Regions from separate parts of the Mus musculus genome. Here region 2 is linked to region 1. Evidence: chromatin loops called from intact Hi-C (ENCODE). Cell type or tissue: heart. All regions are shown on one strand. Each heading gives the region's core, and the rest is flanking DNA. Links, peaks and the distances in the headings are about the cores only. Region 1 holds the start of Nupl2 (nucleoporin like 2). Region 2 overlaps Agap3 (ArfGAP with GTPase domain, ankyrin repeat and PH domain 3).

The links. Peaks named below come from ENCODE experiments on the same cell type or tissue, not always from the same donor. Only the 100,000 strongest peaks of a DNase experiment are listed, where the experiment ranks them.
Region 2: a loop joins it to region 1, with 6 times the contacts of the local background. A loop is called at or near these places in 2 of 42 quality-filtered maps.

Annotation. Positions count from the first base shown.
Region 1 is chr5:24,159,629-24,175,286 of GRCm38, forward strand. Nupl2 (nucleoporin like 2) reads left to right here and starts at 5,335. Exons shown (of 7, transcript NM_153092.4): 1 at 5,335-5,575; 2 at 7,715-7,937; 3 at 9,668-9,762. The coding sequence starts at 5,449. It overlaps Klhl7 (kelch-like 7), which reads left to right. Exons shown (of 11, transcript NM_026448.3): 11 at 1-1,603. The coding sequence ends at 102. In heart, for the core only: a CTCF peak has its summit at 7,801; a DNase peak (open chromatin) is centred at 5,353; H3K4me3 peaks cover 1,700 bases; H3K27ac peaks cover 1,274 bases.
Region 2 is chr5:24,466,453-24,482,110 of GRCm38, forward strand. Agap3 (ArfGAP with GTPase domain, ankyrin repeat and PH domain 3) reads left to right here. Exons shown (of 18, transcript NM_139153.2): 2 at 9,926-9,984; 3 at 10,181-10,268; 4 at 10,452-10,537; 5 at 10,617-10,758; 6 at 11,287-11,421; 7 at 11,558-11,685; 8 at 13,179-13,337. Among named protein-coding and RNA genes, the nearest start is that of Agap3, 22 kb to the left of the region's middle. In heart, for the core only: CTCF peaks have their summits at 7,971 and 8,664; DNase peaks (open chromatin) are centred at 4,349, 8,329, 8,705, 9,629 and 4 weaker places; H3K4me3 peaks cover 2,908 bases; H3K27ac peaks cover 2,062 bases; H3K27me3 peaks cover 591 bases.

The DNA of each region.
Region 1 (15,658 bases), core at 3,569-11,568:
AAGTGGATCGCCAACTCAAAAGTCCGGGCTTTCCCAGTCACAAGTTGTCTAATTTGTGTTGTTGATACTTGTGGAGCAAATGAAGAGACCCTTGAAACATGAATGGTGAATGGACTTCCACTCATCTGAAACTTAGAGATATGGCCACCAGTGGTTTATTCCAAGAGTTCGGTTATGAAGTTCTGATCTGGTATTTTGATAAAGTAAGATTCCAATAAGATAACAGTTTATATTATCTGGATCTCCTTACTTAATTCAAAGATCATATTTTATTTGGCCATCCAAGAACCTATCAGCCAGAAAACGTGAAAAGTTACAAGCACTTCTTGAAAACGTGAATTGCAAATATATAACTGATTGTGGCAGAGTGGGGCATGCTCATCAGAGAAAGAGCCCCAGCTTAGCTCTAGATTCTATTTTCCTAATTGTGTAAGTGCTGTGTAGTTAGGGCTTTTTGTTTCTGTTTGGTCAAGAACTAAGTAATCGTATGAATTATAGTCGGAGATGGTAAACTCTGATAGAGTAACTGTAATAGTGTTATGTATTTTGCTTGTCTTCATTATTTCATTTAGTGCCAAATTATTCCATTTTAAAGTAAGCAAAAATGGCTTAAACATACACACTTTCTCACAAAACTTCTCAGATTTTTGGGACTTAACTGTACCCAGTTACTCATGAAATAATATATTCAGTCCAATTAAATGAAATATTATACATTTTTGTATAAAATATTAAGCTTAGCACCCATCATTAATTCATATGGTTTTACTCAGCAGTGTAAAAAGCACTCTATGTCCTCATTCTCTATGCGAGAGCCAATCAGTAGGAACGATTGACCAACAGAAGAAAAGCTGTTGGAAGAAATTTCTAGATTACTAGAAAAGCACTGATAATTGTAGCCCAGTAGCATATGGATTTTAAAAAATACAGTTTTCTTTTCTCCTAGCAGAACATGTTAGAGGTAACTGAGTTTTCTCTAAAAGTTTTGTAATAATTGGCATTAAGTATATCATTATTCATTGCTTTTATGTGGACAACAAATTACCAAACGGCCTATTAATTTTTCTCAGTAATGTTTTGCCCTTTGACTATGTATGAAATGTGCCATGTTAAACTGTCAATCAATGTTTTTATCTGATATTAAATATTTTTAACTTAAATAGATTTGCTTTGTTTATTCATTCTACGTGTGTTCATTAATATTTCTTAAATTTGTGAAAGTTTCCATTTAAAATTTTTCTCTGAATGGAAGTTAGAACAGACTCTAAAATGTTTAAATTAAAAGTGAAGTTGAAAAGTGACAGGATTTATCTGTCAAGTTCTTATGTATAGACAGCTTTATTGAGATGTAATTCATAAGCATACAGTTCACCCATTTAAACTGTACTAATGTAGTGGCTTTTAGTATGTCTATATGCGGGGCTGGTGAGATGGCTCAGTAGTTATGAGCACTGACTGCTCTTCCAAAGGTCCTGAGTTCAATTCCCAGCAACCACATGGTGGCTCATAACCATCCGTAACAAGACCTGACGCCCTCTTCTGGAGTGTCTGAAGACAACTACAGTGTACTTACATATAATAAATAAATCTTTTTTAAAAAGTATGTTTATATGCACTGTGTACAGTCATCATTGTATTTTTCAAGTGTTTTCATAACTCCTCCGAAAGAAGCCCTGTACTTACTGTAGTCACTCCTATTCCCATGTGCTAGCTTGCTACACTGCTACAAACTACTGCTTGCTTAATGGATTAAACCAACCAATATATTTTCACTGTTTAGGAGGCCAGATGTCTCAAATCTGGCTTTTGGAGGATTGGGCAAAACCGCCACACACCCCATTCCCACCCCTGCTGCTGGTTGCCAGTAGTCCTTGACATTTACTTCTTAGTTTATACCTAGAGCTGCACTGCAGTCTTACACCTTCATCTTCTCATGGTCATTTCTTTCTCTTGTGTAACTATTTTCACTTAGTTCTTTTGTAAATAGCATTTATTTGAACCATTCTTTTTTTTAACTTACATATGAATGAATATATACCATCTGTATGCCTGGTGCCCACAGAAGTCAGAAAATGGGGTCAGATCTCCCGAATCTGGTTGTGAACCACCACGTGGGTTCTAGAAACTGAACCCAGGTACTTAGAAGAACAGCTAGTGCCCTTAACCTTGGAGCCATCCCCCGCTGGCCTGGAGTTAAGATACCCACCCTCTGCTTTCTAAATGCTGTGACTAAAAGTATGCACCACCACATCAGAAGGATTCTAGTACTTTGTCTTAAACCACTTACATCTGCAAAGATCCTGTTTTCAAGTAGAAATGCATTCTGGAGTTCTGGATAGATAGGAATTTTGTGAGGAACACTATTTAACCCAGTACACTCTTACAAACTCCAGCCTTAGACAACCTCCACCTCTAGACTGTAAAATGATCTTTTATTCACTTGATGTAATTGTCATCTCAGGCTCACTGCCTCTGTCTGCTAACCTAGGTGAGGTCCTGGAAGCTTCCAGCCTCCATACAATCTTATCTAGGCCTAGAATGTTTTCATCTTTTGAGACTTACTGCTGAACAAGCTCACCCTTTCTAGCTCTTTCTATACTCTGGCTGGTTCAACTTAGCTGTTCTGGCTCAAACTGATTCAATCTGGCTTCTCAGTCTCTGACTGTTGTAAATATTTTTATGTAAGATGTTGAAATTTGCACTATTTTAAAATGTGGCTATTTGAGCTGGGCAGTGGTGGCACACGCCTTTAATCCCAGCACTTGGGAGGCAGAGGCAGGCGGATTTCTGAGTTCGAGGCCAGCCTGGTCTACAGAGTGAGTTCCAGGACAGCTTAGGGCTACACAGAGAAACCCTGTCTCGAAAAAACGAAAAAAAAAAATGTGGCTATTTGAAGCTGGAGAGGTGGCACTGTATCTTGCAGAAGGACCTGGGTGTGGTCCTTTGCATCCACTCGGAGGCTCACGATCATCTACAACTCTAGTTTAGGGGGATTCAGTGCCCTCTTTCTAGCTACCTCAAGTACCAGGCACACAATGAAGCACATGCATACATGCAGGAAAACATGAGAAAAATTGTTAACATAGCTAAATTTTCTGATGACAAAATACTCATTTATTACACTGTAATCACACTGATAGAGCAGTTACCCCTGTAGAATAGGCAGCACTGTTAAAATATTTTGACTATATTAGCTGTTCTTTTTAGGCTGCTGATTAACTAGAACACATAACATTTTATAAAGCTTTCTATAAAGTTCCTTTACTCCTAATAACCTGTATCATGTTCCTAATAAGAACACGTCTTCCCCCAAACCAGAACTATCATTCACAATTCTAAAGGATAATGGGTAAAAGTAAACTATTCAAAGTATATTACTTCATATACAAATTGCTTTGTATTCAAATTTCTTTGTATATAAAGTACATTTCATTACTTTTTCAAAAAGTTCCTTTCCTATAATGTACTCTGCTTTCATTTCAGTAGATACTGGGTTTGTCAGTGTTCTGTCCTTTGAAGTGCTTTATTTTGATGATACATGGGTTTTACTTTTGAGAATCACAATTTGAGTATGAATGTTTAGTAGACAAAACTTGTTCCATATTATAACAGTAACTGTGGCTCTGTGGTCTAGTTTTTAAAACTTGTCATTATAGTGTCATGAAAATGTTTGAGTCATGAGGCATTTTAATACACCAATATCAAAATGTGCCATTTAATAAAGTTATTCAACTAAATCTATATTCTTTTTTGACTGTTTGCATTAGGTAAAATCCAATTTACTCCATCCAATATGGCACCAAACCAGTTCTCATTAAACTTCAGTAAACTGGTATTATGAAAGAGCATTTTGTGGGTTGCAGCATTAAATCCTGATTGATCCTTTTGAACCCCTTAATTTTTCCTCCAAAGATTTTTAAGGTTTCACTCTGATATTACCAGTTTTACTCCTTTTAAACATAACTCAATTTGTTGTGGGCGGGTGTGAAGATTCAAAATAGTGGCAGTTCTCACTTTGGTAAGCTGAGGCAGGAGGATGACTGAGACCATGCTAGATTACACCTACATATAGAGCTATCTAGATTGTGTTTCCTATTACTATGACAAACCCTGGTAAAAGCAACCTCAGAAGCATGTGTTGATTCTGGCTCACAGATTAAGGTACAGTCTAGCACAGCTTGGACGGGATTTCAACAGGAGCATGAGACAGCTGGGCACATTGTATTTGCAGTCTAGCAACAGCAATGGATGTTCAACTTGAATTTGCCTTTTTATTCAGTGTGTGCCCACTCCTTTGAGAATGCAGTCCTCATTAAGGGTACATCTTTCCAGTTCAACCTTTGTGAAAGCATCTTCACAGACATGCTCAAAGGTGTGTATCTATGGGGATCTAAGTCTGACCCTCCAAGTCCAGAGATTTGTGTCTATGGTGATTCTAAAAGTAATCAAGTTGACAGTATTTACCATCACAAGTGTTAGGATTACTAGTTAGAGTTTTGCTTTTGATCTCTCCATCCTCTAGCATAACCAAAATATAAAATGAGACTCAAGGTATACTTTGAGTCTGAGGAGTCTCTAAGCTGCCTTCAACTCTTAGTTTATCCCCATTCTCCAATTTTAATTTCCAAGAGCAATTTCATTTCATTGTTATATAATGTACTTGTTTTATACTGATACAGGGTCCTGCATGAGAACTGTAAAGATAATAAATGAAACGTAGTGGGTGTACGGTTTTGATCTTAGCACTAAGGTAGGTGGATTTCTGTGGGTTCGAGGCCAGCTAGTAAGACCGTATCTCAACAAAACAAACAAAACAAACAAAAAACAGTAAATTGGATACTTTCAGAAAACCTTTATCTGAAACTGCTCCTGAGGAAAATCGGGCTGCTTCTGTGTCGGTTTTACTCTTTGTCATTTTTCCTGATGAAATTTCAAAAGGCAACATTTACGTGAAATTTTAAGACATTACCGACTAAGAAACTAATAGATGCTTTTCGCCTGCATTGAGTCCTGTTTCCTGGTTACAGCTGGCTTTCTGTAAATAATCTCTCTTGATAAACAGATTTTTTTTCGTTGTTAAGCCCATTTTTACCTCCCCCCCCCCCAAGTAAATGTAAAGAACGAATGAGTCTCGCAGACTGTATACAGCCAACTAGAGGGTTGCTGGTTGTCTGCTATATCTGGTATTCTCTAGATTCGGGTCCGGGTTCAGGTCCGGGTCCGGGTCCGGGTCAGGGATCCAACGACCGCGTCCCATTTCAGCATACCCGAGCGCTGACAGCTCTGCTCTTCTTAAATCCCATTGGCTAAAGCCCACGCGGCTCACGGCACACTGGTCACAGAGCCTCTGGGCGCGGGGCGATGACGTCACACTAGCCGGGCCTCGGTTGCTGGAGCCTGGGCCCTCGCCGGCGACCGCGAGCAGGGTCGAGCTGGGACGGCGCTACCATGACCATATGCCAGTTTTTCCTTCAAGGCCGGTGCCGCTTCGGAGACCGCTGCTGGAACGAGCATCCCGGCGCCCGGGGTGCGGGCGGGGCTCGGCAGCCGCCACCGCAGCAGCAGCCACCCTCAGGTGACGGTCTGGGAGCCTTGAGCCAGGGCCACTTGCTGCGGACGCACACCTCCACCCCGGGCCCCTGCCCTGGCATGCGACGTCTCACCCCCAGTAGTTTGACAAGTCGTTTCTGATCGTCACACGTGGACAGGCGTTTGGACTTGGGTGCTCCTGTCAAACACTGCGTTTTTAAATTAGAGATATCTTCATCAAAACCTCCTTTTTGGTGAATGGCAGTGGTAGGGAGAATTCACGTGGGTTCATTCAGACCCCTTTCTCTACTCTTTCCCCTTCCTTGTCCGTGATCACAAGCTCTTAAAATCTGGGCTTTAGTTAGTAGCTTCCGACACTGGGTCAAGAACCTTACAAGTTTTGTGGAAAGGGTATTCAGGGGTTAGACATTAAACCAGCACAAAACAAGGTTTTAGAAGTCAGATAAATACGTTTTGTTCTCTTAATTTTGGAACCTAGTTTTTTGTTTGTTTTGGTTTTTAGGTTTTCAGAGATCGGCTTTCTCTGTGTAACAGCCCTAGCTGTCCTGAAAAACTCTTTGTAGACCAGGCTGGCCTTGAACTCACAGAGATCCACCTGCCTCTGCCTCCTGAGTGCTGAAATTAAAGTCATGTGCTACCACTGCCCAGTGGAACCTAGTTCGTGACGTTGTCAGTGGGTGCTTCTCTTTCCCCTTCTCTTTAAGGCTCCTCCAGCCCCTGTGTTCATGCTGGTTTCATATTTCCAGTCTTTTCGTGGAGGAGACAGATTGTATCATCTACAATGCTTCTAGTGAAAGACTCCAAATTAGGAGTCAGGTTCCGATAGATACTGGTATACTCCCAGGGACTGCTGAGAGGAATGTTTGCCATTTGGTCTCTGGAAACCTACTTTAAATGTAGTAATTTGCAAGTAAATGTTCAGTAGATAGATAATTAGGGGAAAAATACAAATAAAACTTTAGAATGAAAAGAAAGAAAAAGAATGCTTTGTAATTTTAAGGCCCACATTTGGGCCTTAAATACCTCTCTCTTTCCCTCTGCTCTGCTCCATCTTACGTAGCTTCCTGTTCCTCCTCCTGTGAGAGCTGGGCATATCCTATTCTGTCAAATTTTTCTCTGATTTGTCACTTTGTCTGGCACTCAATTAGATACCACTTTCAAACATAGCTGCTTCCTTCTACAGACTAACTTTACTTTCGATGTCTGAGATTAAAGCTGTGTACTAAAGGCATGTCTATTTCAGCCAGAGGAGTACTCTATCAGTCTGTTTTTAGTATATATTAAGTGATATATTTTCTAAATCCTAAGATAAATTACCTTTATCCTAGCATAAACTAGGAAGTGATAAGATTAAAAACAGTATCAAAACCTGAAACAAGTCCTATTGGCTTATTATTATTATTTTATGAGTTGTTAGAAATCTACGCTATACTTTACCTATTAGTAAGCTCTGCGATCTCTATATGAAGGATAGGTTGTGGGCATTGTGTCCACAAAGTAAAGACAGAGGCAAACACTTTTTAAATACCTATTTAAGGACAGAAAGTAAAATTTAACCCTTTTTATTATCCAGTTTATTCATTGTTCTCTTTCATTCATTGTCTCTATGGCCCAGTGCAGAAGCATACACACACATCCAATGATAGGTCAAATGAGGGCCTTGACCGAGCTGGGCTCACCGCAAAGCTTTTAGAGATGTTTAGAGTATTTTTTATTTATTCCCTCATGGTCAATTTAATAGGCTTAACACTGAACTCACCGATATGTCTTTATATTTCTATGATCACATTGATCTCACTTTGTTGTTGCTTTTTGTCAGCTTGGGTTTTGGGGTTTTTATTTGCTTTTTGAGATGAGGCCTCACTATATAGTTCTGACTGACCTGGAACTTAGAGACCTGCCTGTCTCTCCCTCCACAGTGCTGTGATTAAATTCTTACACCAACACACCTGGCCTTGATCTCATTTTTTAATATAAAGAGAACATTATGTGACTTGTTATAACATATAACAAACTATAACTCATAAAGGGATTGTCATTTAAAACTAGTAGAAAATAGCACTGTGTATAATGTCAAGACATAATAACATAAAATGTAATAGAGATCTTCAAGATTGGAAAAATTTACCAATTTTCTGATTGTTTGTTTTCTTGATTATTTTAGGGAATAACCGTCGAGGGTGGAATGCCAGCAGCCAGAGGTACTCCAACGTCATCCAGCCTTCCAGCTTCCCCAAGTCCACACCATGGGGTGGCAGCAGAGATCAGGACAAACCACCATTCGGCTCTTTTGATTCTGGGGCTTCTACCAGCAGAGGCTTTGGGTCATCTCAAAACCCTTTTGCTTCACCTCTCTCTGATGAGCAGAAAGATGAAAAGAAACTTCTGTGAGTTAAAAGTGTTGTAGAAAATCAATTGCTTAGCTTTTCCAGAAGCAATTACAGTGTTTTCAGTAAGCAAAACAAGAAAAAGAAGTCACCCGTGGCCCTGTGGCTCAGCCAGTCTGTTCACACTGTGAGCTTCTCAGACCTCATCACTTAGTGTGCGTTCTTAGGTTTGTCTGCTCTGGTCCACTTCCTGCTGTACTAGCATATTTCAAAGGTCAGTCTTGCTTAAACTAAAGTCGGTGTGCTCTGTGCTCTTTACAGAGTATCGGGTAACTCAGAACAATCGCTATCCTCAAGGGTACTGATAATATCACATATTTTTCTTTGTAAAACCTTTATTTCAGTTTCCCTATTTGAAGTTCCATAAAGAGTGAATTTTTAGGTTAGTTTGGGGTGTATTTTTTTTAAGGGGACAAGCAGGCTTTGTTTTATTTGAAAGCAGGGTCTCCCTATGTAGTCCAGGCTGGTTTGTAACTCAGGTCTCACTGCCTCTCTGTCTCCAGAGTGTTGTCACTTCACCAGCCATTTGTTTCTGAAATGCTGAGGACTGTGCCTAAATCTTCAAGCATCAATTGTGTGTGTGTGTGTGTGTGTATGTGTGTGTGTGTGTGTGTGTGTGTGTGTGTGTGTGTGTAACAAGGCAAAGTTCTATTGTGATCCTAAGTGTAATAGCATCCTTTGTGATACCTATCACTTTAGTAGTTAATGGTCACATTCGATATGAAAGAAACATTAATTTAGAGTCAAATGTATAACTTTGTTCAGATTTGCTGTTAAGTGCACAGATCTGAAGGCTGGAGAGGTGGCTTAGCAGTTAAGAACATTGGCTGTCTTTCCAGGGGACCTGAGTTCAATTTCCAGTACCCACACAGCAGCTCACAACTTTTGGTAACTCCAGTTCCAAGGGATTCAACACCCTCACACAGACATACACCAAGGCACATAAAGCTAAAAATAAATTATTTAAAAGTATATGTTTTAAGTACATGGACCTGTTTCCTATATTACAAAGTAGAAAATTTAAGTAAAATATATCTGAAGTCCTATAACCCACTCTTAAATTTTAATGATTCTCTATAACTGGTAGTGGTACTTTTTATTGTTTCCAGTTAAAAATACTGTGCATTGTATTTAGTTCTTTAAAAAATATTATATTTATGATAATTCTTAAGTATATGGATTAGTTTTTCTATTAATTAAAAAGATAGCACTATTAATTATTCTTTATTATTTGTAACTACAAAATACAAGGTGTTTGTTGTTTTGGAAACAGTGTACAGCCCAGATTGACCTTAAACTCACTGTGTTACCTGCCTGGCCTCAAAATTCTCCTCAATCACCCAGGTGCTAGGACTGCAGCTGTGTTCCACCATGCTCAGGTTGTCATTCATAGTTCTGTGAACTTCTGAGGTAGAAAAGAGTCTTCAGAAAAGAAGATGGTGGTGGCACACGCCTTTAATCTGGCACTTCGGAGGCAGAGGCAGGAGGAGCTCTGAATTGAAGCCAGCCTGGCCTACAGAGTGAGTTCCAGGACAGCCAGGGCTACAGAAAGAAACCCTGTCTCAAAAAACAAAACAAAAACAAAAAAAGAAAAGAAAATTAAAAATATGTAAACTTATGTATTTACTAGAATTTAAATTTTTAGTCACTTAACTTCATAAGTAACAAATTTTAATGAGCAAGTAAAATATCCATTACTCTCATTTTTCTTTCTTTTCTTCTTTTTCCAGGGAAGGAATTGTTAAGGACGTAGAAGTTTGGGAGTCGTCGGGACAGTGGATGTTTTCTGTTTACTCGCCAGTGAGAAAGAAACCCAATATTTCAGGTAACTGGGAAACGTGCTTGACTTGTTGGCTGTTTTTTGGTGAGGATGGAACCCAGACCAGCATACATGCTAGGCAAGAGCCCTGCCACTAGGCTATGGATGCAACCCTGTACTTGTATGTGTTTTTAAAATATAAAATTTCTACTGTCTAAAACTAGGCCATGCTAAATAAATTTATTCCAAACTTAGGCACAGCTAGAATTTGATCTTTTTTAAAGTATTCAAGTATCCCAGCTAAATGATTCAGAGACTGAAAGCCATAATGTAATTCTTTTAGTTTATATTATTTATTCTCAAGAAAGAATAATAAAATCAGGATCTACACAGTTTTAATTCAGTCAACTAAGGAGAGGCCCTGCTTTATGGATTCCCTCTGTAAACCCTCAGGATGCCCTCAGTGCTACCTTGTGGCCAGGAGGGTCCCACGCTGCCCTCCATTGGAGCCCTGGCTGCTGCCTTGCCTTTCCTCCTCTTCCCCACCAAGAATCCTGCTTCTTCATAAAGCCTGTCGGAACTCTCAAGGAGCCATAGAGATGGCATCTCTTTAGAAGACTCCTTTCTTTCCATTTGGTTTTTCCCATGATCCCTATGACTGCCAAGTTCTTCCAAGCCTCTCATGGAGAGCCTAAGTCTCTCCTGTTGAGACAGCAGGCGTGGCCCAGCCCAGCCCAGAAGTCAGGGTCAGATTCCAGGAGCGCTGCTGGGCCTCACCCCTCACCTCTGGCTCACCACCACCACTCTCTTATTCAGGTAAAAACTCTTTACTGACTTTCATTTGTCCTGCACCCTGATCTGCATTTGAGGGACACATAAACCATGAGCGGTTGGGGTTCTTCCCGGAACCTTGTATCCTGGAGGAAAGAAAACAAGAAACCATGACAACAGACCGTTTAAGATAGTGGTAGTTTCTGTAAGCTTTGTAAGCCCTAGATATTTAAATTTAAATATTAGTACTTAAGTACTACCAAGTATTAAATCTTAATTTACAAATGGACCTAAAGCCTAATGTCTTACATCTCTGGTTTACATTTCAAAATATGAAATATAGAGAGTTCTCCATAGGGTGATCATGTAAAATATAGGACATGCAGTTAAATTTAAATTTCAGATAAGAAAGTAGTATTTTCAGGCTGGAGAGATGGCTCAGCGGTTAAGAGCACCAACTGCTCTTCCAGGGGTCCTGAGTTCAATTCCCAGCAACCACATGGTGGCTCACACCCATCTGTAATGAGATCTGATGCCCTTTTCTGGTGTGTCTGAAGAGAGCACTGGTGTACTCACATACATAAAATAAATCTTTTTTAAAAAGAAAATATTTTCAATATATGTATCCTATGTAATATCTGGGACATCCTTAAATTTGTTTTATATTTGAAATTTTAATTTATGTAAACATCTGGGTTTTTTGTTAGTTAAATCTGGCAGCCTATCCCTGAGATATCTGTAGGAACTGGATATATTCATAAATGTTTTCATAATAATACTAAGACACTAATGGCCATTTTGATTGAAATGTGTAGTATTGGTATAAAAGTATTGTTGAGTAAAACTGATGGATTTAGCATAAACCGAAACAGCAACAAGCTGCTCGTAGACTGTAGGAATCATGGGAAGAAGGATTTGGAATAGCATTCGAACTCGAGGAGGTAAAATTATCTCCGTTCTTAATGAAATAACAGTCTCTGATTTTACACCCTCTTAGCCTTTGACTATGCACTTTACCTACCTCAGACAAAGCAGGGGTGCATGTACTCCGTGCTTCTGCCCTGTACCCACGTGTGCTGCTCACGCGAAGGGATGTTTGCCACCACCAGATGGTATTGGAAAGAATAACAGCTCTATGGTTATTCACACTTGGCTTTGGTAGATATTTTCTGAATGAGAACAGAACAGTGAATGAGATAAACCTGTCACCTGGGCGATTGTGGCAGAGAATGACAGGGTTACTGCCAATAGTAAAACTGAAATTCCCTGGGAAAAGGTAGAGTGATGGAAACCCTTTCTGTCACATGAGGACAACAGCTTCCCAGTCTTTAAAAATCTCTTCTAGTAAGGCTAGTGGTGGTGCTGGGCATGGTGGCAGAGGCAGGCGGATTTCTGAGTTAAGGCCAGCCTGGTCAACAGAGTGAGTTCCAGGACAGCCAGGGCTACACAGAGAAACTGTGTCTCGAAAAAAAAAAAAAAAGAAAGAAAAAGAAAAAAAAAACTGTGTCTCGAAAAAAAGAAAAAGAAAGAAAAAGAAAAAGAAAAAAGAAAGAGAGAGAGAGAGAGAAAGACAGACAGACAGACTAGTCATAGCATGAATATGTGTCGACTTCAGGGTTAGTTTGTGTTTTTGTTTTTGCATTCTAGAGGGCCCTGTGTCATGTATGGAAGTTCTCTAGGGCTTGTTCAAGACCAAAGTGTCTTGTTACAGAATCACGCTGGCTGAAATCCATTCTAAGTCCAAGATGAACAGACAGATGAATTGTAATCTAACTACTCAAAAAGTTAATTGGCTTTTATATCTGCTTTATAACTGGCCTTTAAAACCCTCCCACTTGTCTGGGCATAGTGGCATGCACCTTTAATCCTAGCACTCGGGAGGCAGAGGGGGGCTGATTTCTGTAGTTAAAGGCCTTCCTGGTCTACAGAGTGAGACCCTGTCTTGAAAAAACAAACAAAATAAAAACCTTCCACTCTCTAGCCACATTTATCTGAAAAAGCCATTGAGACTTGTTTTTCCAGTGACAAGTCTTTGGGATGTAGTTTGTATACAACAGCCAATAGCAGGATAAAAGCAGAAGCACAGAGAAGCACAGACAGGAACTGGCAGACAGAGCTGGTGAGAGCCACTCAGCAACTCAGAGCATGTCCTGCTGGTGCAGGGTATGTGGGTTCAGCTTCCAGTCTTCATGGTGGCTGCCTCACAACTTCCTGTAACTAGTTCCAAGGGAGCCAGCACTGCATTCTGACCTCTACAGACATCAGTACTCCAGAACACACACACACACACACACACACACACACACACACACACTTAAAACTAGTATTTAGAAAAACCAACTAAGCTATCTGAGAAGCCAAACATTAACAAGCTCACTAATGTATGTGGATACATTTTCATTATAAAGACCTAACTTTTGTGTGATGTTGGAGCACAACTAGCACTCTAGCACTCTAGAGGTAAAGGCAGGTGGATTTCTGTTGAGTTCCAGGCCAGCCTGGCCTATAGACTTAGTTCCAGGATAGCTAGGCCTATACATAGAAACCCTGTCTCAAAAAATAAAAAACAAACAAAAAAACAAACTTCTCTGTAGCTAGAATATTTCTTTTGTACCATGTCCTAGTTTGCTTTTCTGTTGCTGTGATAAACACCATGACCCAGAAGCAACTTGGCAAAGACCGGGTTTATTCAGCTTACAGGCTAATGGCCGATCATTCAGGGAAGCCCATGCTGGAACCAAAGGCAAGAAGAGTTTGAAGCAGAACAGAGAAACACTGCTCGCTGGCCTGCTTCCCCAGGTGTGCTCAGCTATCTTTCTCACACAGCCCAGGTTCAGCTGCCTAGGGATGGTTTTAATCGCGGTGAGCTGGGCCCCCAGCCCTCATACATCAATTAGCAATTGAGAGACATCCCACAGACATGCTCACAAGGCCAGTCTAACAGGCAGTCCCCTCCCCTGAGGTTCTCCCCCAAGAAGGGAGTGCCACTGACAGCCAAGATTAGCCATTACATACTATCCTTTTAAATACTATCCTGAGAAAATAGCTATTCAAATAATTCTGTATTCTAACTTCTGTATTCTGTGATTCAGATAAGAAACTAGTTGGTCACAGCTTGAATGAATAGAGATTGGGGTGAGAGTTCCATGACAGAGAGTTGTTACATTCTTAGGAGACCCTTTTAAGAGTTAAGCCTTGAATGAAGAGAAAGCATCTGATATAAGAAGCTTGGAGGAAACACTCCCAGCAATCTGACAGCTGGTGCAGAGGCCTTGAGGTGAGAGCACTGAGCTTGAATAATAGAAGAAAGAAAGTAATGATACAGGCAGGGTAAAGCCAGAGCAGCAGCCAAGGCTCATATGATGCTGGCTCTCATTACATCGGATATGCAGCTATTGAAGAGCTTCAGCAGAAGCATGTGGTCTGACTAGAAAAAGCTGACCCAGTGATGCAGGAAGGGGGAGAATGAGCTCTGGGAGTGAGCACAAGACAAGGAGGCAGGGAGACAAGTTAGGAAGTGATGCTGATGACCGACCTAGAGCTATTGGCAGTGGACACAGAGTCAGTCAAAGTTGAGTTCTGTTTTGAACCAGCAGGATGCTAATACTTTAGATACAGAAAAACAAACAAATCCAGTATGATTCCTGAGTGCTTTTTGCAGTGGAGTAAACTAAATGGTACAAGGGTTCCAAGGACATTTGTGTCAAAAATAAGAACATTGCCTTTGGAGCTAAAGGGATCTGCAACCCTATAGGTGGAACAACATTATGAACTAACCAGTACCCCGGAGCTCTTGACTCTAGGTGCATATGTATCAAAAGATGGCCTAGTCGGCCATCACTGGAGAGGCCCATTGGACACGCAAACTTTATATGCCCCAGTACAGGGGAACGCCAGGGCCAAAAAAATGGGAATGGGTGGGTAGGGAAGTTGGGGGGAGGGTATGGGGGACTTTTGAGATAGCATTGGAAATGTAATTGAGGAAAATATGTAATAAAAAATATTAAAAAAAAAAAGAACATTGCCTTTCTTAGGGTTCTCAGTGCTAAAAGTAGAGTCATTGGTTTAGACAATAAAATCACTTGGTGGTATAGATAAACTGAAACATTTTTGGTATTTCCTTTAAAGTATATGCATATTAAGAACACCAACTGTTCTTCCATATGACCTGTAATCAATTTTAGCTTCTATATGGCAGCTCATTAACTTCAGTTCCAGGGTATTGATCTGACACTAGGCACACATGTGGTGCACATGCATTCATGCAGGCAGAACATCCATGCACCACATTATTTATGAATTTATGTCTTTATCTATATAAAGTGGCTGTGTACTTTTGTTCTGCATGCTTGCTTTTTTCATCAGGGCCCCAGACCCCATGCATGCCAGGCAGACATTCTCCACAGAGCTACATTCCTAAGCCCCAGTATTCTACATTTATCAATGAACGCACTCGAATAAGCATCCTTTTGCATAACACAAGTATCTGAAGTTAAATCCTAGAAATTTAGGTCAGGGCTGGTGAGATGGCTCAGTGTGTAAGAGCACCCAACTGCTCTTCCGAAGGTCCGAAGTTCAAATCCCAGCAACCACATGGTGGCTCATAACCACCCATAATGAGATCTGATGCCCTCTTCTGGTGCGTCTGAAGACAGCTACAGTGTACTTACATATAATAAATAAATAAATAAATAAATAAATAAATAAATAAATAAATAAATAAATAAATCTTTAAAAAAAAGAAATATAGGTCAGAGTCTAAGCATTTAGCACTTGTGCTTGTTTATGGACAGTTTGCCCCAGAAAATTCCTTAGTGTGTTCAGAACAGCATCCATCACCACTCCTGAGTGGCAGTGATCATCTGTTCTTAGTGTCTGCCAGTCTGTGAGGAGAGCATTTTATTACTAAGTTGAATTTTTTTAAAGTTTTCTTTATTTACTTGCCTTCTGAAATTGTAGTGAGCTGTTTGTATTTTCTGTCTTTGCCTGTCTCTGTACTGACTTAGAAACAATGTTTCTGTATTAAAAATGTTACTCATGTGTATGCAGTTGTGGTTTTCCTGGTTTCTTGTTTGCCTTTTCAATTTGTTTATTGCAGATGTAACAGCATTGGTTTGAATGTGTCTAATCAGCTCTTGTTTTCCTTTCACTCTTTATCTTTACAGAATTCTTCATTCAAGGATGAAATAAC
Region 2 (15,658 bases), core at 4,063-12,062, 310 kb after region 1:
TCTGCCTGGGAAGCTGGGGTGGACTGTACCAGTCCAGGAGGAGGAACCACAGGGGAAACAGGGCAGACAGAGTTAAGTCTAAACATGGGGACAGCAGTATCACAGCCTTTTCTTTCAGGATGCCCAAATTTGACAAGCAGTACAGTCTGTTTCTTTGACAAGCCAGGTACCCAGGTTGGAAGTGGGTCGTGTGGGTGTGAATACTCTCCTATTGCTGTAAGCAGGAGATGGGCACATGTGTGCAGTGTGATGGTAAGCTGGCCGTCAAAGAAACACTGTGCTTTCAGAATCCCAAGGGCACAGGGTTAGGGCAGGGGATCGGTGCTGGGGCCCTGCTGGCTCTGGGGTTGGGTGGCTGAGTAGATGTGGCCAGTGGCTGCAGCACTGCCCAGCTGCCTTGACAAGCACCGCCGGACAGTTTTCCTAGAGTAGTGATGTGATTGTGAGAATTGCTGCCGTGATGGGTTACAAACCGTATAAACGCGCCGCCGGCACCGTTTGTGTTTGTGCTGCAAATGTCACAAGATTGACAGCTCTCGCTGTGAGTGAGGAGGAGCTGCAGGATTCTGAGCTGGAGCTTCAGAATCAGCTCCTGCTACCTCAGGCAGAAAAGCAACAAGAGAGGGGCTTTGCTCTGGCACGTGTGGTAGCCCTGATACTGCCCACCACCACTTGTCATTCTAACTGTGAGTTTTAGATCATTTTCCCAAGGTATTTTGACTCCATTTTGTAGGTGGGGAAACTGGAGTATGGAGAAGTTTAAAAACAAACAAACAAAAAAGGACTTTAGGCTGCTTGGTCATCATGGCAGAGCATTTGAAACAGAGCTCATCTCCTGTCCTGTGTTAGTAAGCAGGTTGTAGAGGGTTACATCCACACCCTGGAAATAAAGTCAATACAGTCCTTACCCCATCCCTCAGCGGTCCTTCCTTGTGTCTGTAGCCCTGCTAGGTTCAGTGGATAGGCTGCTCCTCCCTTCCCCCAACAAACACTGTTCTTGTCTGGTGGGCGGCTGGTGGTAGTTTTCATATGTTCTAATCCATTACAAGCCAGTCAGTATAATTACATCTCTTATCACACAGTGTACGTGTACTGGATAAGCAGCTAACATGTTCCCTTCTTCAGAGAACTCCTGCAAGTTGTTAAGAAACAGGTTTGAAAAATGCAAGAGAAAAGCAGGCAAAGAATAGGATGAGAGAGACATGAACAATAAATTCATGGAGTCAGTCATCATGAAAAATTATTCTCCTCGAAATCAGAGAAACACACATCCAGGGAGATAAAGCTACTGTATGCCCTGTCCACAGAGCAGAACTAGAAAGTTCTGTGGGGTGTGTATGTATGTGTGTCTGTCTGTCTGCATGCACCTGTAGCAAGGGTTCACCCTACCTTTCTGGTGGATGACTGGGCGAGTTCCATCTGTGTAACTGGGAATGACCTTGAACTGGTCCTTCTACCTCTCAAATGCTAGGCTTTTAAGAATATGCTGTTATCATGGAGGGTTGATAGGATCCTAAGGGTGGGTTGAACCCAGATCTTTGTGCTTTGTGCACCTGGACAAATGCTCTGCATCACCGCAAACCCTCCACTTTTTGAGACAGGCAGGGTCTTTAATCATATAGCCATGGCTGGCTTGGAAGTTGTTACCCTGTCTCAAAACTTAGTAACGAAATGAAGAGATGATAAATGGATGGGGTTTAGAAACCCATTGAAGCTGGCAGTTCAGTGGTCGAGCCCTTGCCCAGGATGCATGAGGCCCGAGGTCAGAGGTCCTGATGCTGTGGCTTTGCTGTATGGTGACCCCAACCATAAAAATTATTTTCACTGTTACTTCGTAACTGTAATTTTGTTACTTTTATGACTCATAAAAGTGTTTTCTGATGGTCTCATAGGGCACCCATTTGACTCCCAAATGTTTGAGAACCACTGCTGTTCAGTACCCATTGTCAGACGCGGGGGGGGGGGGGGGGGCGGGGGGGGGGAAGAAACAGAAACACATCAGCTAAGGGAAGCAAAGTTTTAATCATGGAACTTCTGTCCTTTTTAAGACAGTCATGGCAGCCCTGCCTCAGCCTAGGACCCTCAGAGTTGGGATCACAAGTATGGGTCCACATCTGGCTGCTGTGTGTTCAATTCTGAAGGAAGAGACCTTTTTAAAAAAGAAAGAAATAGGTGAGGGATGCTGCTGCAAAATCACTTTCTGGATTGTGGATCAGACGGACTTGGGATAAAGAGGAACCAGCAGGTTGGTCCTGGTCCTCTCCAACGAGACATGCATGTCTGTGGGAGTGTGTGTGTGTGCGTGTGCGTGTGCGTGTGCGTGTGTGTGTGTGTGTGTGTGTACTTGGAAGCCTAAGGTTTGGAGTTCTGGGCCTCTTCTGGGCTCTAGTACCTACAGGCTGTGCAACCTTAGACAGTTCACTGCCTCTCAGAGTAGCATAGTTGTCACCTCCAAAAGTCTAGGCTGTAGCCTCTAAGTTGAAATCCTGCCAGGTTGCAGGGGCCTGGGAATCTCCCAGAAACCACCCCAGCTCAGAGGTTTTTTTCTATAGGGCTCTTTTGTACTTTCCTTGGGCAACGAATCATAACAAATTACCATGAGCCAGATAGCAATTTATCATATTTCAGAAATGAAGAAGTCTGACGAGATCGAGGTGCCGCCAGGGCCACACTGCTTCTGAAGGTACTAGGAACACATTTGCCACAGGCTTCTCCTTGGCTAATAGATGGCCATCTTCTTGTGTCTTTGTTTTTAAAGACAGGGTCTTATGTGGCCCAGGCTGGCCTCAACTCATGATACAGCTGAGAATGGTCTTGACCCTCTGAGTACTGGGATGACAGGTGTGCCTTAAGTGGCTAGTTTATGCTGTGCTTGGGATCAACTCCACATGCTAAACAAACTAGGGCTGAGCTGCACCTTCAGCTCCACTGTGAAGATTTAGATTAGCAGTCCTCTGCATGGTTAGGCCAAATGTCAGATCAGGAGCCCACCCACTGCAGTCTTAAGTACAAACACAACACTGCTGTCTCCACATGTTATGTCTGAGGCCTACATCTAGGGCCTCAAATCTCCAGGGCCCCCAGCTTGGAGGGTAGAGAGGACCAGCCTAGGTTTGGCTGTCCTGGCACATGTGAACTGCAGCCCTTGGCCTGAGTGTCTACCTAGCCTATTGGGCGTGTGGCACTGGTTTTAATCCCTCTTGTTTATACCACCCTTTCTTACTTAGTGGGGCTGCACCAGTTACAGATCACCTGCAGCCCACCAGGGTCAAAGACCCTGTCATTGCTCTGTTTACAGCTTGAGCTGGGAAAGGGGGTTTTCTCTATTTTATACACCATATCTGAGGCTCAACAAGATTCCGATGTGGTCACACAGCTAGTGGGTGCCTATAATTAGCTGCTTTTTGTGTTTCTGTGACCAAAAAGCAACTTCAGGAAGGAAAGGTTTCTCTTGGTTTGCCTTTGACTGTGCTGACCATTGTAGTGGGGAAAGCAGGCAGCGGGAATGTGGGGCAGCTGGTTACATTGCATCTGAAGTCAGGAAGCAGGAGTGGTGACTTCTGGCGCGCCACTCTTAATTTAGTCCAGGATCCAGTCTGTGGAATGCCACCACCCACATTTAGGGCATGTCTTTCCACCTGAGTTATCTCCACCTAGAGTCTTCCTCACAAATGTGCTCAGAAGCAAGTTGATCCATCGCACACGCAGTGCTGGAGGTGAGGTTGAGCCCAGGTTGTGATTGTCTGCTTTGGGTTTGTGTGGATTATGGCGTTGTGTCTTACACTATCAGCCGACTGTCCAACCAGGAGCTGTCTCCTTAAGGAAGAGCCCTGGTACACAATTCACGTGTTGCCAGAACTCTAGTGAGGTTACTCCAGTGGGAAGTAGGATGCGTGAGGAAGGCATCTCACAGTGGAGTAAGGTGATATTGACAGAGGTCACTGAAGGGAGGGACAGTTCCATTGAGTTCCAAGTGACCAAAAGGACAAGGGATGGATAGATACTGTATAGTTAAGGGGGGGGGATAGGTGAGATCAAGCAAGGTTGGGCACAGAGACATGGTTAGATACAGTGTCATGGACTGCAGGGCTCTGTTGGCAGTGACAAGAAGATCATTTTTTTACCAGGTTACAGACACCTTCATGGACATGAATACCGATGTCAGTGTGGTAGCAGATGGGATAAGACCATTAGGAAGTTGATGTGGTAGCATACGTGGTTATTGGACAGAGGATCCCTTTTTGAAGAGAGGTAATAGATGGTCGGGATCCGAATGGAGGTGGTGGGAACCTGTGGCCAGCCCAAGGCCCTAGTGCTAGCATGCCGGGCCAGGAAGATGCTCTGCTGCCACCTTGTGGCCAAAGAGAGCTGTGGAACATACAGGCCATACCTGAAGATCTAATGCCTCATCCTTGGGAAGCCAGGTGCATGTAAACTTTGGTCTCCAGGCAAAAACTGGTCCTTTGTAGAATGGCAGCTGCCATTTGTTGTGGATTATGTGTCAGTCATTGTGATTATCAGTGCATCAGTAGCAAGCACTGGAGACCAACTGGAAGCCTGTGGGAGTTGTCCTTCTCCTCTGCTAAGGTGTATCTCATCCCTGTTCACGAGGTCCTTTCTGCCTAGAGACTTCTCTGTTCCTGTGCCTCTGCAGGGGGCTGAGGCCCAGAATGGCCAATGAATCAGTTGTTCATCCTGACCTAGAATGGATACTCAGGACTTGAGAGATTCATCACTAATCCTTCAGAAACTTCCAAAGAGCCATACACACAGCCCCCGTGAGACAGTTGCAGCCTGGCACTTGAGAATCAGCTGCCCAAAGAGGGGCTGGTTCTGTGGGTTCTGGTTTTCCTGAACAGGTCTGAGGGGGATGGTTCTGTGGGGCCCTGGTCCTGAACAGGTCCAGCACAGCTTTCAATGCCAGCCTTACTGCTCTTTGTAGGTGATGGCTGTTGGAGGAACAGAGCGTGGTTGTCAAGAGCGTTCAGGGCGGGTGTATGACTGTATTACACGACTAGCACCCGTCCCACACAGCTGTTCTCACACTGCTAAAGCCACCCATTGGGCACCTTGTCCTCAGACACTGGCTTCTTAGCTACTGTCCTGTTCTTGGATTTTCATTGGGAGTGCATGGGGCTGTGATGGGCAGTCCTAGTCTTTTGTGGAAGAATAGATACCTCCCATGTGTGGGATAGACAGGATAGGTAGATGAAGGCAGGGAACTGTTTTAGGGTTTCTGTTGCTGTAATAAACATCATGACATTAACAACCTGGAAAGGAGACGTCTTACTTTGCTTACACTTCCACATCACAATCAATCATTGAAGGACGTCAGGGCAGAAACTGAAGCAGGGCATTTGGTACTTACTGGTCTGCTCCGTGTGGCTTTCTCAGCCCACTTTTTTTTTTTTTTTTAAATTCTCTCATACATTCTTACCTTAGTTTCTACATGCTCCACACCTTCCAGTCCCTCCCCTCTTTTCCCCTCTCATCCAGATCCACTCAAAAACCAGAGTAGACCTCCCAGGGCTATCAACCGAACAACAGCATAACAAGTTACAACAAGACCAGGCACAAACCCTCACATCAAGGCTGGATGAGGCAACCCAGTAGGAGCAAAGGGGGCTCAAGAGTAGGCAAGTGCAGCCAGAGACAGCCGCCCCCGCTCCCACCTCCCACACTGGGAGTCCCACAACCATAGCATGCCGAGGACCTAGCTCAGGCATGTGCAGGCTCTGTGAGCCCCTGTGAGCCCTGCTCAGTTGATTCTGTGGGCGTGTTCTTGTGACAGTCTGGACCCCAGTGTCAGCCCACTCTTACAGTTCTCAGGACTGTCTGCCCAGGGGTGAATCAAGACAACCTCCCCCCCACCCCCGGGCCCCCTGACCTGGCAGTTTTGTGTTTATTTATGTGTTTATTTATTTTTAAAAAGATTTATTTATTTATTATATGTAAGTACACTGTAGCTGTCCTCAGGTACTCCAGAAGAGGACATCAGATTTCGTTATGGATGGTTGTGAGCCACCATGTGGTTGCTGGGATTTGAACTCTGTACCTTCGGAAGAGTAGTTGGCGTTCTTATCCACTGAGCCATCTCACCAGCCCCTGTGTTTATTTTTTAAGTTTACTTTTATGTGCATTGTGCTTTGCCTGTGTGTGTGTGAGGGTGTCAGGTCTTGGAGTTACAGACCATTGTAAGCTACTGCATGGATAGTGGGAGTAGAACCCTAGTTCTCTGGAGGAACATTTAGTGCGTTTAACTGCTGAGCCACCTCTCTAGCTCCAGCTTGGCAGTGTTAAGGTGTAGCTCAAGAAAGCTGGCTAACTTACGTTAGAAATTGTAAGTCAGGAGTGATGGGCTTTTGTCTGTCCCTGGGCCTTCCTGAGGTCCTGGGAAAGGCTCCTCTGTGGAACTGCCTATTACCCCTGTTACAAGGAACAGGGAGGCAGCTACCCTCTCCACTCTTAATTACTAGTCCCACGAGAGAGAGCAGAGAGAGAGAGCAGAAGGCCAGAGAGATCCAGCCCAGGGCTTGAAAGTTTCCGGCTCTCTTTTCTCAGAGCACCTTGATTGGAGAGGCCCTGCCTTCCCAGGCATTCCCCCAGCCCCAGCCCCAGCCCCAGCCCCACCCCCACCCCCAGCCCCCGCCCCCTCAGGAATTTGCTGCTTTTTCTGTCTGCCTGTTCTCACTGAGACCAGGAGGTTCTCAAGCTGAAAGGGCCATGGGGATGGGCTGGGCTGGGCTGGGTGGAGGCGACCTGGGAGGATGATCAGTCTCTCCAGGGACACTCAAGCACTACCCTAAACTGCTCTCTCCCAGTCTGCTCCTGGTGCCAGTACATGTCTTATGTGGGTGATGAAGCTGCTGTCTGGCCAGGAGTGATGAAGGCAGTGCAGGATCAGTCACAGACAGAGCTTTACCACAGCCTGGGCTGAATCTGAGTTATCAGGGCAGTGTGTGCAGCCCACACTCTGATGCCACTTAAGACGCTGGCTTTATAAGATTAGGGGTGGTGGAGTTTGCAGTGTCAGCTCTGGCAGGTAAGTGCCCAGCTCCTCTCAATGCTACACTGAGTGGCCCTAGCTAGGCGGCAGGGGCTTGGTGTTCCTCCCGGCACTCAGGTTTACCTTTTGCTCTTTTTTTTTTTTTTTTTTTTCTGCCCTTTGGCCCAGTCCAAGCAAAGTCGTGTCTTCTGAGTTTTATAATCTCCAAAGAAACAGGCTTCCTCAGTCATCAACATCACCTGCTGTAGCATCAAGCACCTCTCAGCCTTAAGAACATCAGAGTGGAACTCTGAAATAGGGTCACTTCGCTAAATTCTCCAGTTTACAGACAGAAGTCTGAAGCTCAGAGAAAGCATAAGATTTGCTTGTCTCCTGGCTCAGAATTGGGTCTTCTAACGAATCTGGACGGCCCTGGAATCCTGGGTCTTGGTCTTCCCTCTTTGGAGAAAGAGAAAATGGTTCACTTTTCTGCAAAAAACGGTCTCTTGTGGGGTGTGCTTGAGGACTGTTATTTATTTGGCCTGCTCTTAATGACAACTCCTCACCTACCTGCCCAGTCTTAGGAGGAGCCCTGGCTGGAATTTCCTGTTTTCTGAGGGCTCCTAGGGGCTGCCCTGCACCGCCGTTCCTGGGTGTTCCAGGCCAGACTTGCCGCCTCTCCTGGTTAGGCTGGCTCCAGGCCCTTCCAGGTCTGGGCTTGCAGGCTCAAGTGGAGGAGTCGAGGGACTCCATCGGCCCGCACCAGGTGCCCAGAGGCCGAGGTCCGTGCGCCCCGGCCGCGGCCCCGGCCTGGGCCCAGCCCCGCGTCCCTCGCCATGGGCCTGGCCTTCGCCTGTGGGCCCTGAGCATGGAGCGGGGCTGGTCGCCGGGGGAAAGCTGCAGCGGGGAGCGGCCCGCCGTCTGCCGCCGCGCCCTCAGCGTCTGCGACTCGCTGGACCTGCACAGCACCTCGGCCGACCGGACCGCCGCCGCCCTGCAGGCCGCCTTGTGCGCCGCACGCGAACAGCCTTCGCGGCCACGGAGCGTGTGCTCCGGGACTCCGGGGTCGGCGCCCTCCGGCGCGCGCGGCCTGCTGCTTGGCCTCTTGCGCCCGCGCCACGGCCGTCGGGGCCCTGCGCCCTCAGAACGGCCCGGCTCGCCACCGCCCAGCCCTGAGCTCAGCCCCGCGCCTATCCGGCGCAGCCGCGGACCTGGAGAGAGGGCATCCAGGCCGCGGCCCACCAGCATGACGTTCCTGGAGGTGAACCGTCTAGAGCTGGCGGCGACGGAGGCACCGGGCGCAGGGCTTGGCCGCACGGGGAGTTCGGGCTTCCTGCGGGGAGCGTCCCTATGGAGTAGCCAGCGCTGGCAGGTGTTCCGTGGTGGTGGCAGCCGCGGCACGGAGAGTCCCCGGCGCGGGCTGTCGGCGCTCAGGAAGAGTTTTAGCTTCCGTCTGCGCCGCGGCCAGGAGATCCGGCGCTCCGAGTCCGGGCTGCTTGCCCGGCCACCCCGCGCGCGCACCCGCAGCGACGGCGACGCCAGCTCCCTGGGTACCTTCCCCAGTCGCCGAGATTTGCTGGGCGCCGATACCCCGTGCGCGCCACCAGAGCCGGGCCGCCCCCGCGCCGCCGCCAGCCTCTGGAAGCTGCTCACCAGCCGCTTCCGCCGGAGGGAGCCCGCGCCCTCAGCGCCGCTGTGGAGCCGCCGGGCAGCCGCAGCCCCAGGACTCCTGGGCGCGCCAAGCGGTAAGGGGGAACGCTGTGCACCGTCGTCGTAGTGGCCTCTGGTTGAAGTCTGGCAGAAAACACTTTGTGTCGGAAACCTACCTGATAGAGACCGGTGGGTGAGCATTGCCTAGAATAGCTAGGTCTGGCCCAAGTCCCCTTACTGGTTAGATGGTATGCTTAGGGTCGTTGGAAGTGTCCAGAGGAGATGGCAGTGGCAGAGGATTCCAGGCAATGGCACTGCCCATAGCATCCTGGCGTGGCATCCTAAGAGATTTTAAGGACCTTCGTTCCAGTGCCAACCTCTTTCTATACGGTGGCTCTTTCTATACATCTTTCTATACAGTATGGCTGCTCAGGAAAGGAGCAAGCTAAACTAGAGAGTTTCTTAGCTGGGGGCTGACCACTCTCCCTAGCTGCCTCTACAGCTGAGGTCAGGGACTGATTGTGGCCTTGAATGAGATAATGCTGTGAGACATCTGTGGGCCGGGCTAGTGAGTGGGAGCTGGGCAGGACAGCAAGTACTGCCCAGACAAAGTCCTGCCCAGGCCAGGCTGTCTAGAATGTGCTGGGGAATAAGAGATGAGTGCTGGCTGTCAAGCCAGGGGCACTGAGCAGCAAGCAAGAGGCTTCCTGCCCGAGGACCTTGTCTGAGTCTAGAGGGCCAATGGTGCTGAGTGTGAGCTCATGAAAGGGAGCCTGGAGGCTGGTCTCCTGCAGAGGGGCTGGGGAGAAGGCCTGGCAGGGCCTGGTAGATGTGCTTCATTGGACCTGCCTCTACAGAACAGGGCCAGGTGAGGCTCCTCCCTCTTCACCCTGGCTCAGGAATGTGGTAGGTGGCCCCACCCTGCCAAGGGTGAGCTGTTCCTACTCGCAGGAAGGAGACTGGTCCCCTTGCCAGGGCCCTGCCCATTTTGGGTCTGGTCTGAGACCTGCTGGAGAGGCCTCTCATCTAGGTGAGAGGCATCAGGCACCAAGCCAGATGAGCTCATGTGGACCATAAAGAGGAAGACGAGGAGGGGCAACAAACCTGTACAGTACAGGCAGGATGAGCATCAGCACAGACCTGCCCCGAGGACTGTCTTTGCTCTGTTCCCTAGGGAGCTAGGGGTGAGGGTCAAGGTCCCACGGAGGACAGTGGTCTCTGGTCTTGACAGAGAGTATTGTAGGTGGTAGGTGTGTGCACACCCCTGACGGCATGGCTCTGTCTTCACAGACTCATTTGTGAACAGCCAGGAGTGGACCCTGAGCCGCTCTGTGCCAGAGCTTAAAGTGGTGAGTGGGTCCTGTGTCTGGGTGGGCCCTGGCTGGTTCCACCCTTTCCTCGGTGGCCTTGCTCTCTCTCCCTGGCTTTTTCTGGGCCCCTCTATACCATTTTAGCTCGTACGTTCCTTCCTTCCTCTTAAGCTTATCCAGTCTTACCTTTTCCTCATGCCTTCTGACCACTATTTTACCCATTCCTCTCCTGCAGGGCATAGTGGGCAACCTGTCTAGTGGGAAATCAGCCTTGGTTCACCGATATCTGACAGGGACTTATGTCCAGGAAGAGTCCCCTGAAGGTGAGCACCACAAGCTAGGCTGGCCATTGGTTGCCTCTTCCTCCACCATTATCTCTGTGCGGGGCTCTGGCTCCTCTCCTGGCCCATTCTCTTCCCTTCTTCCCTGGGCACCCAGGCTTCTGCTCACACACATCCCCATGTTCCCTTTCTCTGCATTTGGTCCTGACCTCTACTCTGTCCTAGGGGGTCGATTTAAAAAGGAGATTGTAGTGGATGGCCAGAGTTACCTGCTGCTGATCCGGGATGAAGGAGGCCCCCCTGAACTCCAGGTGATGCTCCTGCTGACTTGCCTGCCTAGTGTCCGAGTCCATCAGGGACGATGGGTGCTGACTCTGTTTATCTCCTCAGTTTGCTGCCTGGGTGGATGCGGTGGTGTTTGTGTTCAGCCTGGAGGATGAAATCAGCTTCCAGACGGTGTACAACTACTTCCTACGCCTCTGCAGCTTTCGAAATGCCAGCGAGGTGCCCATGGTGCTGGTGGGCACACAGGGTGAGGCAGGGCATGCTGTATGGCAGGGTACGGTGGTGGACTAGTAAAGTCTCCAGAAGCAGGCCACAAGACTCCAGCTCCCACTTCCTGCCCAGCAGTGAAAGGCTCTTAACTATCATGGGCCCTAAACACAGGGTCTTCAGTCTGCTTTTCTCAGGATGACTCCCGAACTCTATACGGTTATTGTGTCCACAGTTTTCATCATCATCATTATTATTGTTGTTATTATTGAAACATGGTCTCGCTCTGTAACCCAGGCTGACCTTGTCTTAGCCTCCTAAATCTGGGATTTTTAGGCATGTGCCCCAAAACTGGGTTGTGTCCACATTTGTTTTCAGGGTTTGTTCAAGGACTCATCAAGTCATTGGTTTGTTTTCATTCAAAGAGACAATAACAGAATGAAATACGACCCAGGCACCCGAGGTCTCCATGCTGCACATCCCACTTGGGCCTCTGCTGGCCCACCAGTGTATACATAACCCTCTATTGCTTCTCAGCCAGCTGAGTGATCCTCCCATCTCCCAACAGATGCCATCAGTGCCGCCAATCCCCGGGTCATTGATGACAGCAGGGCCCGCAAACTGTCCACAGACCTGAAGCGCTGTACCTACTATGAAACATGCGCAACCTATGGGCTCAATGTGGAACGAGTCTTCCAGGACGGTAAGTCAGGACTCCAGAGCTGGGTGTAGGGTGGCCTGTGGCAAGCAATTAGTGTTAAGTATATTTGGGGAGCTGCCAACCTGGATTTTGAACCCCTCTCTCCAGCAAGTAGAATTGATTTTGCTGTTCCCTGCAGTGGCCCAGAAGGTGGTAGCCTTGAGGAAGAAGCAGCAGCTGGCGATCGGGCCCTGCAAGTCCCTGCCCAACTCACCCAGCCACTCGGCCGTGTCAGCTGCCTCCATCCCAGCTGTGCACATCAATCAGGTGCGTAACTTCCCTGTGTCCCAGGCTCCACTCACCTCTCTGAACTCCCAGCCTGCCGTGGCTCCGGTTCTGTCGCTTGCATGGGTGGCTTCGGTCTGGCCTTTGCCATGTGGTGGATGTGGTGGTGCTCCTTGTCCTGGTCTCTGTACCCTTCACTCCACTGTCTTCCCTCGTCACGAGCACGTGCTCTTGTGAACTCCTGAAGTACTGTGTAGGGAAGCCTCACTTAGCAGGCATGGAGAGAAGAGAAAGTTCTTTCCGGTGTGCTCACCACTGCCTTTGGTAAGCAGGTCTGATCCCTTCTTCTCTAATGGGCAAACACTTCCAGCTGGTTGCAGGTACGGGGCCTTCTTCCTGGAGAGGAGGAGATAGTTGACAGCCCCAAGGCCAGCAAGCACCTAAGCTGGCTCTGCACTGTGGCAGTCCTTTTGTATTAGAAGGGCAGCATATCCTCATGAGGGTGTTGGGCCTTCAGCTCTACTCGGGATGTGTAGATTCTGAGCCTGCTCCTGCATTGAGTTTGGACCCACCATACCATTTGGACATTTGTCTAGATCTGGGCCTATCACAGGGTTTGTTTTTTGGCCCTGATATGTAGACCAACGTTTGGTTACATAGTTACACACCCTTCCCTTTCTACTTCACTGCCCCTTGCTGCAAGCACAGAGTCATCCACGGTGGGCGGTCAGTCACTGCGCTTCCCAAGGACAGTGTGACTTCAGTGTCAGGACCCTCATGAGGACTTATGAGAAGGCACAAGGACTCTTACACCAGCCCTTAATGAAATGAGGGAGGAGGAGGGGGTAGGCAGGGGGCATTGCAGTCCCTGGGCCAGTTTGTGTGGGAGATGGGGCCTGGCGCTCTAGTGAGGCCTGATTTTCACACACTATCTGGTCTTGGGAAGACACTTGTGTATATTTTGTCTCCATCCTATAAGTGGTTTTTGGTTTTCTCTTTCTCCTCCTTTTCCATTGCCCATTTGCAGCTTATTATACCCAGAAGCCTTTGCTCTGTTCTACACTGTACCTCAGGCTGTTCCTGATGCTTTCTATGTCATGCACTTTGTCAAAGCAAACCTCAGATTGGCCAGCATCCAGAGCCCAGCCCCAACTCATGGAACCCATCCCCCAACCTCCTGCCCCTGATTTTGGGAATTCAGGAAGGGTGACCTGCTTCCTTGTCCTAGGCCACATGCAGATCATGACGGCATTACTTGTTCGCTCTCAGACTGTGTCCCTGCTGTATGATGTCAGCGTGTGCTTAGCTCTCAGGTTGGCACAGACACATCCCCATCCAATCCCTTCTAGAGCCCTGGAACAGAGGTGCAAAGTTCCTCATGGTGACCATTGGATTATCTTGGCCTCCAGGACATGCCAGCTCCCCATGATAGCACCTTTATGGCCCTTCTGCTGCCTCTCGTGCTGTGCACGCCCCCCCGCACCCCCCTACCCACCCCGCCCAGGGTCACTTTCAGCAGCCCTCTCTATTCTTAGGCCACCAACGGAGGCAGCAGCGCCTTCAGCGACTACTCGTCCTCAGTCCCCTCCACCCCTAGCATCAGCCAGCGGGAGCTGCGCATCGAGACCATCGCTGCCTCCTCCACCCCCACGCCCATCCGCAAGCAGTCCAAGCGGCGTTCTAACATCTTCACGGTACGTGCCCCATCCTCCCCCCTGCCCAGCTGCCATCATTGCACAGGCAGGGCTGCGCCGAGCTCCCGAGCAGGAGGGCAGGCAGCACCAGGTCAAGAGGATGCAATCTCTCTCACACTTAGACACACAGGGCTCCTAGAGGTTCCTCCTTGGACCCACAGCATCTTCCAGGCCGTACCTCTGAGCCCAGGAGGGGCTTCCCTCAGGCCTCCCCCTGTGCACATGCTCGCCCCTGTAGCCTCCCTCCCTCCCAAGCCCCAGAGTTTCTGTATCAGCTTGAAGGGATCTTTGGACTCGGTGGCCTAACTTCCCTGACCCCCTTTGATTCAACAGCTAATGAACCGGAGGCCGGAAGGCTGTTTGCCCAAGGCGACACAGAGGGTTAGCTGGCCGAGCTAGAGTCCCAGCCAGGCCTCCCAGTCCGCCTTCCGGCTCTTTTTCCGTTACCCCACTGCCGAGGGGAACATTCATGCTTCCCACCTACCGCTGTGATTGGTTTAACAAAGGCTTAGCCATCTTTTCCTGGGCTTCACCACGCTGCCTCGTGCCTCCCGCTCAGGTTTGTCCTGTCTCCTTGTGAGCTCCTTGTCCTTCCCCACCAACCTCATGCCCCTACCCGGGGTCCATTGAACCTCCCTGCTCAGGGCCAACCCCCTCAGCTATCCGGCCCCTGAGCTTGCCGCTCCCCATTGCAGTTTTGCACACCATGCCCCTCCCTGCTCCTGATGTGGCCCTTCTGTGGGGCTCTGGCTGGACTGTTCCAGGAGCTGTGGGCAGAAAAAAGGTGGGTGAGCAGCCCGTCCCTCTGCATCACTCCACACCTCTTTCTGAGAGCCAGTGCTTGGCTCTTGGCCTGGGCCTGTATCCCTCTGGCCAGGCTAGACTTTCTGGACCCTGCCCAGACAGAGCCAGTGCCCCTGGGCCTCTATCCTCCATCCTCACATCTGCCCTGCTCGACATACCTCTGCCCTGCATCCCTTTGTCTGCTGGCCCTTGATGTGCGCGCTCACTGGCCTCTTTCTGCTGATGGCTGCTGCTGCTGGGGTGCACTATGCTTACACAGGTCCAGTCCTCCTAGACCCACAGCTTCTCCTCTCCGTTCTGTTCCATCCATTGAGGTTTGCAGAGCCTTGGTGGCTGCCTGCTCATGTGCACACCTGCTGCTGTTACTGTTGCTGTAAAGCCCTTGGTGCCTCTGTCACAGTGACCACATTGGTACCCTCCACAGCCTTCCTCTTCCCCAACATTCCCATCCTGCCTCACTCACCGTTGCCTTGATTCCATTCTTAGCATCCTTCCATCTTCCTCCACTGGCTGGTTCAGCGTCAGGGCATCCCTGCCTCCCCGCTTGGCCCCTTTGCCGCAGCACCTTTGAGCTCCCTCCATGTGTTGCCTGCCTGCTTCAGCTGTGCTGCCTTGCCCCGCCACACCCCTTGCTGCTTGGAGCACGGCCTTCCCTCCAGGCCCTTCCATTTTCTCCATCTTCACAGCAGCGACCTTATTTTTTCTTTTCATCGTTTCCATGGTGACCTCACTTGCGCCATTGTCCCTGAGACAGCCTCAAGGCATGGTCAGCTCTATGGGTGTATCTTGGGAATTCACCCCATCATTGCTGTTGGGGTCGCCCTTCCTTCATCCCTCCTAGAGGAGACACACCTGCTCCAGGGGTCCTGCTGTGTGCTGCCTGTTCTGTGACTGGTGACTCCTTGCTGGGCATGGTTGTGATGTCCCCAGTCTCCCCTCATGACTCCATGTGCTCATGTTGCCACTCTTGCCCCGGTTCCAGTTCCCATCCTTCATGGAGACCTCTCTGGGCTTCTGGGCTTTCTGGTAGTTGGCAGCCCCTTGGCTTACCAGCCTGGCTGGGGTAGGCCTCCTTACACTCATTCTGAGACCCAGTGACAGCAGTCCCTTCCTCCCTCCTCCTGGGGCCAAAGGGGCAGCAGGCTTTAGCCTTGGGCTTTAGCCCTGGAGGGGTATGGAGGTAGGTGCTGTCTGTGGAGCTGCTGAGCACCAATGTAATCCTTAGCCATTTGGCCCAGTTCTTCCTGCGCCCCCTACTGGGCTTTCTCCCTCGTTGTAGTTGCAGTCCTTTGTCCCGACCTGTGCTCCAGACTGCCTGGGAATACAGGAGGGATGGGGCCTGGGCAGCAGAGTGGTGAACATTCCCTGCTCACATGGACTGCTGGGCCACAAATGCCCAGCAGTTGGCGGCTGCCTCCTCCTCCTCCTCCTCCTCCTCCTCCTCCTCCTCCTCCTCCTTTTCCACCTCCTCCTCTTCCTCCTCCCCTCCTTTCCTCCTCCTCCTCCTCCTCCTCCTC